Regions from separate parts of the Homo sapiens genome. Here regions 1, 2 and 4 are each linked to region 3. Evidence: chromatin contacts called from ENCODE Hi-C or POLR2A ChIA-PET data. All regions are on one chromosome and are shown on one strand. Each heading gives the region's core, a stretch centred on a gene start or an enhancer-like site at or near the end of the contact. The rest is flanking DNA. Distances are from core to core; before and after follow the strand shown. Region 1 holds the start of CLIC4 (chloride intracellular channel 4). Region 2 overlaps RCAN3 (RCAN family member 3). Region 3 holds the start of PNRC2 (proline rich nuclear receptor coactivator 2). Region 4 holds the start of RCAN3AS (RCAN3 antisense RNA).

Region 1 (2,700 bases), core at 127-2,626, 790 kb after region 3:
GGCAGTTTAACTGGTTTGCGGACCACCTACTTCAGAATTGTCCTGGTGCTTGCTAAGATGTGGATTTCTCTTTTTCCCAGAGGATCTGGGAAACACAAAAAGCGGGGCTGCGTGTAGCACCTAGGTGATTCTGATGCACACTCAAATTTGACAGGTGAGCCGGGGGGAAGAAATGGGTGTGGGCAGTGGGGAACAAGATGGACAACGACTTGGAAGTCCTTAGTGGCCTGCAGGCACTGAGATTGCAGTTCAAGATCTTGAGCTTTGGGAGTTGTTACTCTCCAAGGGCTAGCTCAGAGCCTGAAACACAGTAAGGTTTCATAAATATTTGTGAATATGCGCCCGGCGCGGTGGCTCACGCCTGTAATCCCAGCACTTTGGGAGGCCGAGGCGGGCGGATCACGAGGTCAGGAGATCGAGACCATCCTGACTAACACGGTGAAACCCCGTCTCTACTAAAAATACAAAAATTAGCCGGGCGCGGTGGCGGGTGCCTGTAGTCCCAGCTACTTGGGAGGCTGAGGCAGGAGAATGGCGTGAACCCGGGGCAGAGTTTGCAGTGAGCCGAGATCGCGCCACTGCACTCCAGCCTAGGCGATAGAGCCAGACTCCGTCTCAAAAAAAAAAAAAAAAAAAATATATATATATATATATATATTTGTGAATATGCTGGCTGCCAAGATCGAAACGATCAGGAGCGTCAAAGGGAAAAACGAAGTCAGAGGCAGAAGAAAAAGGTGTTCCCCAGGCGATGAAAACTTTCCAGTAAGTTGTCTTGGAAAAGGCAACTCCGCGTAATAGAGGGACTTGGGGAGGTAGCCGCTGCGGGAAAGGGCGATGAGTCCTGGGGTGCTGCAGCGGGGGAGTGGGTAGGAGGCGCCTCCTAGCTTCCCCAGGGCGGCCGAGGCATGAGGTCACCTGGCACAGCAACAGCAGCAGCTGCGGAGGACGCGCAGGCGCTGCGGCGGGAGGCAGTGTCAGGCTCGGGCCCCTGGGGAATTCCTCCCCTCCTTTCCCCCCCGCACCAGTCCCCTAGAGAGGCGTACCCGGGTCCCGCCCGCCAGAGCCTGAGCTTTGTACCGCCCACCAAGGCCACGCCCCCTACCAGCTGTGGGGCGCCGCAGAGGTCCTTTCTTCGGCTCCGGAGCGGTCCCTCCGCCTTCCCCGCTCGAGGCCACGCCCCCGTGCTCCTGCCGCCTTATTTTCCCCGGAGAGTCCCGAGGCGCCGCGCCTTGGCCCTGCCTACAGCCCGAGGCCCCGCCCCCGGCGCCCCTCCCAGCCGTTTGAAGCGGCTCGGGCTGCGGCTGGCTCAGAGTGGCGCGGGGGGCGTGGGGCGGTGCTGAGGAGCTGAAGCCGTGGCCAGCTCGACGCCGGACAGTCCAGCGAGCAGCACGGCGGGAACCGGCAGCCGGAGCAGTCCCGGAGCAGAAGCAGCAGCAGCAGCAGCAGCCCTCGCCGTTCGCGGAGCGCAGCCGAGCCGGCCATGGCGTTGTCGATGCCGCTGAATGGGCTGAAGGAGGAGGACAAAGAGCCCCTCATCGAGCTCTTCGTCAAGGTGAGCGCTCGCCTCGCGGTCCCGCCCGGCAGATCCCCCGGCTCCCTCCCGGCTGCGGGGAGCGGCGTCCCGGGGCTCTCCTGAGGCGCCCCCGCTCGGCGCCAGCACCCGTCCCGCTGCGGGCACCCGCGCCCCCGGCCCATTGTCTGGGGGCCGCCCGCGCCTTCCCGCCTCCGAGGGCCCGTCGAGGGGTCCGGGTTGGGGACCCGGGCGGCGGCCACCGTCTCCAGCGCGTAGGCATCGGCGGACGCCAGACCAGCGTCCCGCGCCCGGGTGGGTCGGGAAGAGCCCACGGGCGGGACTTGCCTGCCCCGGGGCCCCAGCGCCGGGCGCGCGCGGGTCCTGTCACCACCCCCCGCCCGGGCGCCGGGGCCCGGCCCCACCCGCTCCCCAGCGCTCCGGTCCGCCGCCCGGAGCCCGAACTGCGGCCCGCCGCCCGATGAGCTTTCAAACGAACTTCTTTGAACGCGTTTTTGAAAAAGCATTTGCTCCCCACTGGTCTGAAACGGAAACTTTAATTTTCGATGCAATCTTAAACAAATTTACCAAAGAGCAGGTGCTCTTGGACCTTCGGAAAAGACCGAGATTCCCAACTTGTGTTTTTCTGTCTTGGGCATTTACTGGCTTTCTCGTTTCTCAAGCGCGGAGTGTTCTGTATGATGCAACATTTTGGCTTCTCCCCCCGGCGTTGCTGCTTCGGGAAGGATTGTGTGTGCCCTTTTGTTTTGAAAGAAATTGAGGGAGAGAATTCTTAACTTGCTTGGGCTTTAAAGGGTTGGTTTTCCCTTGTGTCTTCAGCTTTCATGTGTGGAATTTATTTGCTTACACATACTACCCCTCTTCCTTTGCTTTTCTCTTTAATACTTTTTATTTTAGCAAAGGAGAGAGTCGAAGTTATAAACATCTGGATCCAGCTCCTTCCCTCAAAACTTAAAAAAAACACTTTGAGCTTCTTCCAGCCACTTAAAAAGCCAGGCTCATTCAGAGCTAGGCAACATACCGGAAAGTAAATGGTCATCTAGAACTATTGGGTTCTTTTTTTTCCCCGAGTTTTTACTTTAAAGAAAGGACATTTCAGGATGTGTTTAAGAGATAGAGAAGGGCTGGGCGCGGTGGCTCATGCCTGTAATCGCAGCACTTTCGGA
Region 2 (2,700 bases), core at 190-2,689, 580 kb after region 3:
CAGCGTTGAATGAGCCCCAGACCTTTGATTGCGCGCTGTGAGGCCCTTGGTTGTGGTGCGAGGCGGCTGCCCTGGTGGGCTCTGGCCATGGCGCTCTGTGCCTGCGGCCGATGCGTTGCTGCGAACAGCATAGGTGAGACTCTGCCGAGTGAGGTATAGGTCTTCTCACCACGCCTGTACTGCAGACACGGTCGTGTAGAGTAGCAGCTGATTTGACCTGTCCCAGATTTTAAGTGATATTCCAAAAGGGACTTTACATTAAAGGAGAAGCCCCCAAGATGTGGCCACCCTTAACCATTTTTAAATAGTAACAAATTAGGAAAACAGCTCCCCTCCCCTCCAGCCATGTAAGTCCTCCTGATTCTGTATCACATGAGACACCAAAAACTGGAAATGTAGTCACACCCAGTACAGTACCATTTTTATGAATTTAAAAATAGTCTTATAATTTTAATTGTTTGTGGGTATTTTTCTACTGGTATAAATAGCTTCTAATTAATAAATCGATCAAAGGTTGTTACTCAGTATACATGAAATTTTTTGCAGGAAAAGAAACCAGAAATACAGAATAATTCATAGAAATCATGGTTCTCAAGTATTTGTTCAATTAGCTTTGGGGAAGAAATGCCAAATCCACTTTGAGGATGAGTCTTACGACACAGATCCACCCACATGTTGCTCTTATCTGGAATTTGGGACAAAGCAATGCACAGGCCCTCATTCCTGATGTGGCGCCCTCCAGACATGGCTGCCCAGGAAGGACGGCCACTTTAGAAGTGGGACGTATCACCAGTAAGCTTGAATGATTAGGATCGCAGGTGGCTACTGCATTCTGCCGTTCGTGACCGTGTTCTAGCCTGTAGACCACCCAGCTACCTTCATTCACCAGTTTTTATCCTTCACCTTTTCCAGTATCTTGTTAACCACTAGTTCTTGAGTTTTTTGGCTATGATGTGTACGTTTATGTATGTCATTCATGGACTTTCAACTAGAAAAGGTAATGATAAGGTTTTCTGAAGACCATTTGTAAATTGTCCATTTAACCATTTTTCAGCTTGCTTTGAAACAAAAGTCACACCTACTATTTTTCTATGAATTAGGGAATGAGGGGGAGATCATTCAGTTTTACTTTTCTTTTTGTTGAAATTTTGTACCCGGATTGCAGTTGGCACTTTTCCTAAAACAGAATTGTTTCCCACTTAGGTGTCAGAATGTACCTTTGAACTTCCCTAAGAAGCAGCAGGATCTTTTTAACTCTCTCTGGTCTGTTTAGACTTTGAAGTCCCTTCTGTAGAAAAGTCTCATAACTGAGAAGGCTCTGTTTTGGGCCGGGTGGGTCTGCTGGCCTCCACTCACTGTGCTGTTTCCTTTGAGTGGCACACTTGGGAAGCTCCGGGGCATGTGAAGGAGCTGCAAACATGAGAACTAATGAACCAAGGCGGCTGCCACCAGGAAGGAACAGAACGCAGGCATTCAACCATGACGTCTGCACAGTGTTAGTAACATGTCATTGTGGTTTCGTTCTCACTGTGGTAAAATTTATTTCTGAGCACTTAAACTGTGTTGCATACCCCTAATTTTTTTTTTTTCTGTATCTTCCTTGCCCTCAAATACCCTGAGGTGATAAACTGTTCCAGTTGTAGCCAACTACCACTGCTAGGCCTCAATGTAAATTCAGTTGAAATTTGCAATTCTATCAGCAATTTAATGTATTGAATTCAGATCATCATTTGTCATTTTAACCGACAACCACCCAATAAATTTACTCTGCAGTTCTGAACTCAGCATTGTGCCCATTTTTTACTGCAAGATGGACCCTGTATGCCAGGAGACATGTATTATCAACAATTGGGAATTTTTTGAATTTCCTTTTAGGTAATATTGATTCACTGTAATTTTCTAAGTGATCAAAACCCATGAGATTTTGTTATTTGGCTTGGCTTTCATTCTCTGCCTGCCCATTAAAGAATATTCTATTCCTAACACATAAAACATTTTACAGTCAAGCAGTGCAAATTACAGTGCTTTTCTATTTTTTTTTTGAGAGCCTTGAATAAATTGAAGAAAACTTTAAACCAAAATTAGAGACGAGTCATTTAAGCTTTTCTGAATGGAAAGTATTAATATTTTCATTTTTCTAGTATAATATAATAAAATGAATTTTTTTAAAAAAGCTACTAAGTACCCATCAACTTTTTCATATTGTGAAATGAACCAGGATCTTAACAGATACTATCATCGCTGTCCTTTTTTGGCTGTTTAATATCTAGTTCATGTAACAAATTTACAAGAGATAAGTCTCATGGTTTTTTTTTTCTTTTAATAGGCTTTTCTGCAATTTTTTTGAAATTGAGTTATTACTTGGATTTAACCCTGATAGGACCAGGTGTGGTGGCTCACACCATAATCCCAGCACTTTGGGAGGCCAAGGTGGGTGGATCCACCTGAGGTCAGGAGTTCAAGACCAGCCTGACCAACATGGTGAAATCCTGTCTCTACTTAAAAAATACAAAATTAGCCTGGCATGGTGGCACATGCCTGTAATCCCAGCTACTTGGGAGGCTGAGGCAGGAGAATTTCCTGAACCGGGAGACGGAGGTTGCGGTGAGCCGAGATCACGCCATCGCACTCCAGCCTCGGCAACAAGAGCGAAACTCCGTCTCAAAAAAAAAAGATTTAACCCTGATTGATAGTATAGTA
Region 3 (2,700 bases), core at 105-2,604:
GCGGATCACGTGAGGTTAGGAGTTTGAGACCAGCCTGGCCAACATGATGAAATCCTGTCTCTACTAAAAATACAAAAATTAGGAGGGTGTGGTGGCAGGCGCCTGTAATCCCAACTACTCAGGAGGCTGAGGCAGGAGAATCGCTTGAGCCCAGGAGGCGGAGGTTGCAGTGAGCCGAGATTGTGCCACTGCACTCCAGCCTGGGCGACAGAAGGAGACTCCGTCTCAAAAATAACGAATTACATGAGATTTATAAAAAGTTGGTAAATATAAATTCTGTAACGTAAACTTGGGTATATATGTGTATACACGAACAAACTGTGAATGAGACTGATTTTGTACCGTTTGGCCCAGAATTATTCACGCTCATTGAAATTAGTGCTCTTTTAAAAGATTCACATTGGGTTACTTATACATTTACTCCAAAGAAATTGCCATTTTCCCCTTACCTGCATCTGGCTGGCATAATCAACTGAACAATATTCTCTTTCTTCCCCTTTTTCACTTACAAGTGGGGCAGAAAGGGGAGGAGAGCAGTCCTCATTCTTTCAGCAAACTTACTGTGCACTTACAACGCGCGAAGGCGCTGTGCTCAGAGAAACAAAACCTAACCGGTTGTGGCCCTCGAGGGTGTGTGGGTGGGGAGAGCTGCAGCCACAGGAAACGGTAACACGGCGCGTAAAGGGCTCTAATTGAACTTAAGGACCAATGGGGCCACCAAGCAGGAAGTGACTGACTTGCCCGCGTGTGTCTGAACCGCCTTCACAGGGAGGCAACTTTTGAGTAATTGCGGGGCTGGAGGGTGGGGGCACTGGAGGGAACCGCGGGGAGGCGCCGGCTTCGGACGCGGAGTTGTGGGTGTGGGAGAGAGGCGACCCAGAAGCCGAGGCCCGAGGCGGGAGGGGGCTGCGCCCTGGCAAGAGGCTTTCCGGAGTATCTTCCATCTGTCAATACAGGCTACAGGACTCAGTGGCCCTAATTCGAGAACCAAACGTCCCCCGCCGGTCAGTCTTTTCCCCCAGGGCAGTCCCAAGGGCGGCGAGCCCGCGCGCACGAGAGCCGAGCGGTAGGAAGAGCCGAGAGCTAGCGGCCGGGGCCTCGGCGGGCCAGGGGCGCGGAGAGGCCGCCGGAGAAAGGACTAAGACACCGGTGGACCGAGCAGTTACTCCCGGCATGCTCCTCCTCCCCGGGCAGATTTCAAACCCTCTGCAGCCCCACCTCCGCGCCTTCGCCCCCGGCCAGCCCCAGCAACAGGCGGCGGCCCGCTTCTCATTGGCCAGGCCCGCGCTGTCGTGTTTTGATTGGCCGCGGAGCCTCCCGGCCCTGCTTCTGCAGTCGCTGCCGACTCCATTTTGTCGGTAGAGGCAGAAGGAGAAGGTCGGGTTGTAGAAGCTGGGGTGGCCGGCAGCTCGCTCATCGGTGTTCGTGGGCTTTGTCGGTCCGTGCCTCGTCTCTCCCTGGAAAGGGAGGGAGGCTTCGACGTCGAGAGGGAGCCGCTGCCGCGTTAGTTCCGAGCTTGAAGTCAGTAAGTAGCGGCTGCGCTAAGGGCGCGGCCATGTTGGTGGCCGCGCTCCCCATTGTTGGAGGAAGGAGGCGAGCGGAGGCGAGATCCGGGTAACCCGGGCGGGCGCGGGCGGTCACGGGCGGTCGCAGCGCCGCGACCCCTGCGGCTCCGGAGAGATGGGGCCACTGGGAAGCCAAGCCCTTGTGGCGTCGGAGGAGGCGTTTTCCGGGTTCGAGTTGGGAATTACTCACAGTCCGGAAATGGCAATTTATTTAGGGTTGTTTATCTGTTTGGAAAGCTCTCTTACCCCTTTGAAAGGAGGGGGCTTAACTATTTGGTAACTTATTTTCTTGGAACATCAAATTAAAACCAAACCTTGAAAGTTAAGCTGTTCCCTCTAGGGAGACATTTTTATATATTTAAGATGGGCTTAGACTGTTAGGGCTTGTGAGAACTTATTTTAAGACGGGGAGGAGGCGAGAGCGTTCATAACCAAAGGAAACACTGCGTGATGTCTACATGTTCCAAGAGACTGAAAATGGATGTGACATGTGTGGAAAGATTGGAAAATTCTGGTGGGAGTTTAAAAACACGGTCTCTTTAGAAAATCCGCCTGAAGCCAATTTTTTGATATGACTCAACATTTAACACTTCCTTGATTTTATACGCGAGAGAATCTGAAGGTCTTTCCCAGGAAAAAGATAAAGATAAAACTTATTGCGGGACTTGGAGACACTTACAAAAATTCCCCAGGAGTGACTGGATCTCAAGGGTGAAGAGTTTTTTTAAATGGTCGTGGTTATAAGGTCAAAGAAAGCCATCTTACGAGAAATTTTCTACCTTTTAGTTCAGGAAGTAGCCTTCTTTACAGTCAACGATTTTCGTAGTAAATCTAAATGATCACTTTCTCAACGTGTTTTTGAAATAATGAAGTAATCTTTACTTTTCTAGCTAGGACTTCTCTCAAACTTGTGTGCTGAGGAGACTCAGATGTTGGCCTCAGCTCCTAGGCTGAACTCAGCAGATCGGCCCATGAAAACTTCTGTATTGAGACAAAGGAAGGGATCTGTCAGAAAGCAACACTTGTTATCTTGGGCTTGGCAGCAAGGAAGAGGACAGGTAGTGGAGATCCTGCAATCTGAAAAGCAGACTGAAAGGTAATCATCATAATGGGCAAACATTTTATGATGGAACCA
Region 4 (2,700 bases), core at 41-2,540, 540 kb after region 3:
CCCAACTACTCAGGAGGCTGAGATGGGAGGATCACTTGAGCCTGGATGGTTGAGGCTATGATTGTGCCACTGCACTCCAACCTAGGCAACAGAGCAGACCCATCTCAAAACAAACAAAAAAACACCAAAAAAAAAAAAAAAAACAACCCTCAATTTTTGCAAAAGTTGCTGTGTTAGAGGAATTTAGAGAAAAAATAATTACTATAGTCCTTAGAGTGACCTTGACAAAAGAAGCAGCTTGCCATCAATATTAGTTAAACGAATGAAAGTGAAGAACTTAGTTTAAGACAAGATGGGGAGCAGGAGCAGCACGGTTGGAGGCAGCAGGAACCACAGAAGCAGCAAGCAGGAAGTAGGAGGGGCGATCTGCTGGACATACCTCGGTGACTATGCTGGGCTCAACTGCTGGGGAGCCCTTGGGGTCATAATCCAACCCTGATTTCTTAGTTTACATCTAACAGGGATTAGATGTGCTGTACACATTTTAGTCCATCTTCCTGCCCCATGATGCAGGCGCTGAGTGCCTTTGATGTTAAGCTTCACTGTGCCTCACTTTGCCTCTGAAAGGTCTTGAGTGGGTAATGAGAGCTGATTTTCTTCTAACTGCACATTCCTTTTTTTTTTTTTTTTTGAGACGGAGTCTTGCTATGCTGTCCAGGCTGGTCTCAGACTCCTGGCCTCAACCGATCCTCCCACCTCTGCCTCCTGAGTTAGCTGGGACTACGGGTGCGCACCACTGCGTGACTGCGCGTCCTTGTAGGTGGGAGATGAGCCCAGTTATTTTCCCTGCTGTGTGACCCTGCTTCCTTCTCTGCCGGCTAAGGGAAGAGACACCAGCTGCCTTCCAAGTTGGGCTCAGGAGCTTTGTCATCATAGTTGTTATTGGTGGTAATAATACCTGCCAATGTAAGCCTCGGTCCTATCACTGAAACTCGCTCAACAGCTTAGACCCCGGCTCTTCCCTTTGCGTAATAGTTGTAATCATGTCCCATGGTCTCCTAAGGCGTCGGAGACAAGCAAGACTGCGTGGAAGGGTTTTTACACGAAAAAGAAAGCATTAAACATGTGGATTGTATGACAACGGTAGATAGGGCATAGGGTGAAGAGGAGTAAGAGGAGGAGGGAGAGCGGGAGGAGGGAGAAGAGCACGAGTGGGGAGGAGAGGAGGGGAGGGGATGGGAGGGGAGGGGAAGGAGTGGGTAAGGGGAAGAGGGTTGTACCCGCCAGGGCGGGACCCAGCCTGTGCCGTCCCACACCTTGTGCTAGCTCCAGCTCAGCTACCTGCGGCCGCCTCTCCTCGGGCAATGAGGCGCCGGGAAGCCCACAGCATCTGATAATATCCGGGCCGCCGGTTGCCGGGAGGTGAACCGAGGTAAACTCGCCGCGCGCGGGGCGCAGTGTACATAGTAACCAGCCCTGAGTAAACGTTCGTCATATTCCTATGAGCTGCTCCGGGGACTGTCCTACGGGGCTAGCAGGAAAAGGAGATCGGCTCTCTCCGCTCCCGGTGGAAAACGAGAAGGTCGCCAGAGGTCCTGTTTTCGGGGTGATCTAAAGCCCCCGCCCCAGCGCTACAGCCCAAGCCCCCCACAGGCTGGGGACCAGGAACCCGGAGGAGCGGGAGGAGGGCGCGCGCGGCGAGACACCCCCACCCCGGCCCCCGCGCGCCCCCGCCCCGGTCCCCGCCCGGGTCCCCGCCTTGTCCTGGGCTCTGGCGCCTGCGCCGCCGTGCGCGCGCCCTGCCAGAACAGGAGGGGACGAGGCGGGCGCGCGGCGCCGGCAGCCTAGCTCAGCCGGGACACCGCCCTAGTCCCAGCCCAGGGGGCCGCTCTCGCCGGCGTCGAGGGCGTGGCGGCGAGGCTGCTGCTGCAGGCGGCTCCCGGCTCTGCCTTCGGCCCCGCCCGCCGCCCACCAGGCTCCCAGAGGCCCCGCAGCTCGCGCCGTCCGGCTCCCCGCAGCCCCGTCGGGCAGCCCGGGCCCGTCCGCTGCCCTCCCGGCTCCCGTCCTGCGGCGGCGGGGCGTGCAGGTGAGGCCCCACGGCGCCCGGCCTCTCCAGCAGGTTTGCACCCAGCGCGGGGCGGGGCGGGGCGGGGCGGGTGGGGGGGGTGGTGCATGAAAAGTTAAAAAAAAAAAAAAAAAAAAAAAAGCCGCCCCGAGAAGTCCGGGAGGGGTGGGCACTCCGAGCCGCGGGACCGGGAGATGCTACCGCGCGCGACCTCGCCTCCCGCGACCTCGCCTCCCGCCGCACCCTTCTCGCGCGCGGGGTCTAGTCTGGCAGCCTCGAGGGTGGTGTCCCGGAAAACAAAACAAAAATGTTTTGTCTTCTCCACCAACGATTTTCTCCCACCAAGTGTGTTTGACCTTTTGAAAAGCCGACAGGCCCAGCCTGCCTGTGAAGGCAGGAGCGGTGTAGGGGCGCCTGGAAGGTGGAAGCCCCCTGTCTTTCTCCCTTGCCCCGCTTCCCCCACGGTGCGTGGATCACCATCGCATTAGTGACTCCCTAACTTCTTGAAACTTGTCTGTCTGCTTCTGTCCGCCGCCTGGACAGGTAGGGCAGGAGTGATCTGTTCCAGGTTGATTCTTCTAGCTTCCGTGCAAAATCTGATCATCTCCTTTAGAGATTAGGATTCTAGTGTAGGAAGCAATCCAGATCCGTGTTTCAGATACAAACAAGGATTATTTAAAGTGATGTTTTCCTGT

Evidence for each region. Hi-C counts contacts between places; a loop is a spot of excess contacts on that map. ChIA-PET counts read pairs that join two places held with the same protein, here RNA polymerase II (POLR2A). Pooled maps may share reads with other maps.
Region 1: a map of CD4-positive, alpha-beta T cell shows a loop between it and region 3 (3-fold over the local background). The contact joins the promoter of CLIC4 here to the promoter of PNRC2 in region 3. A Hi-C loop is called at or near these places in 3 of 168 maps with a recorded cell type or tissue (CD4-positive, alpha-beta T cell, CD4-positive, alpha-beta memory T cell and naive thymus-derived CD4-positive, alpha-beta T cell), 4 of 37 single-sample maps with no recorded cell type and 12 of 50 pooled maps. POLR2A ChIA-PET finds 5 or more read pairs at or near these places in 1 of 52 experiments (GM12878).
Region 2: a map of CD8-positive, alpha-beta T cell shows a loop between it and region 3 (7-fold over the local background). The contact joins the enhancer-like site here to the promoter of PNRC2 in region 3. A Hi-C loop is called at or near these places in 1 of 168 maps with a recorded cell type or tissue (CD8-positive, alpha-beta T cell) and 5 of 50 pooled maps. POLR2A ChIA-PET finds 5 or more read pairs at or near these places in 2 of 52 experiments (CD8-positive, alpha-beta memory T cell and OCI-LY7).
Region 4: a loop to region 3 is called in a map of CD8-positive, alpha-beta T cell, with 15 times the contacts of the local background. The contact joins the promoter of RCAN3AS here to the promoter of PNRC2 in region 3. A Hi-C loop is called at or near these places in 3 of 168 maps with a recorded cell type or tissue (B cell, CD8-positive, alpha-beta T cell and naive thymus-derived CD4-positive, alpha-beta T cell) and 8 of 50 pooled maps. POLR2A ChIA-PET finds 5 or more read pairs at or near these places in 4 of 52 experiments (HEK293, activated CD4-positive, alpha-beta T cell, activated CD8-positive, alpha-beta T cell and 1 more).

What each region holds. Positions count from the first base shown.
Region 1 is chr1:24,744,071-24,746,770 of GRCh38, forward strand. It overlaps CLIC4 (chloride intracellular channel 4), which reads left to right and starts at 1,377. Exons shown (of 6, transcript NM_013943.3): 1 at 1,377-1,555. The coding sequence starts at 1,484. RefSeq lists enhancers at 686-1,291, 1,292-1,897 and silencers at 979-1,688, 1,789-1,948.
Region 2 is chr1:24,535,237-24,537,936 of GRCh38, forward strand. It overlaps RCAN3 (RCAN family member 3), which reads left to right. Exons shown (of 5, transcript NM_013441.4): 5 at 1-2,700. The coding sequence ends at 41. Among named protein-coding and RNA genes, the nearest start is that of NCMAP-DT, 19 kb to the right of the region's middle. RefSeq lists enhancers at 61-120, 95-746, 747-1,396, 1,223-1,312. Within about 2 kb of position 1,440, at least 14 of the 41 ENCODE cell types and tissues checked have a DNase peak (open chromatin) inside an H3K27ac peak, as active enhancers do; they include CD8-positive, alpha-beta T cell and OCI-LY7, where a contact is called at or near this core.
Region 3 is chr1:23,958,474-23,961,173 of GRCh38, forward strand. PNRC2 (proline rich nuclear receptor coactivator 2) reads left to right here and starts at 1,355. Exons shown (of 3, transcript NM_017761.4): 1 at 1,355-1,525; 2 at 2,456-2,661. RefSeq lists enhancers at 1-213, 392-451, 1,352-1,621 and silencers at 532-631, 1,042-1,151.
Region 4 is chr1:24,501,092-24,503,791 of GRCh38, forward strand. It overlaps RCAN3AS (RCAN3 antisense RNA), which reads right to left and starts at 1,291. Exons shown (of 2, transcript NR_144360.1): 1 at 1,257-1,291. RCAN3 (RCAN family member 3) reads left to right here and starts at 1,745. Exons shown (of 5, transcript NM_013441.4): 1 at 1,745-2,059. RefSeq lists an enhancer at 431-530 and silencers at 1,134-1,306, 1,588-2,087.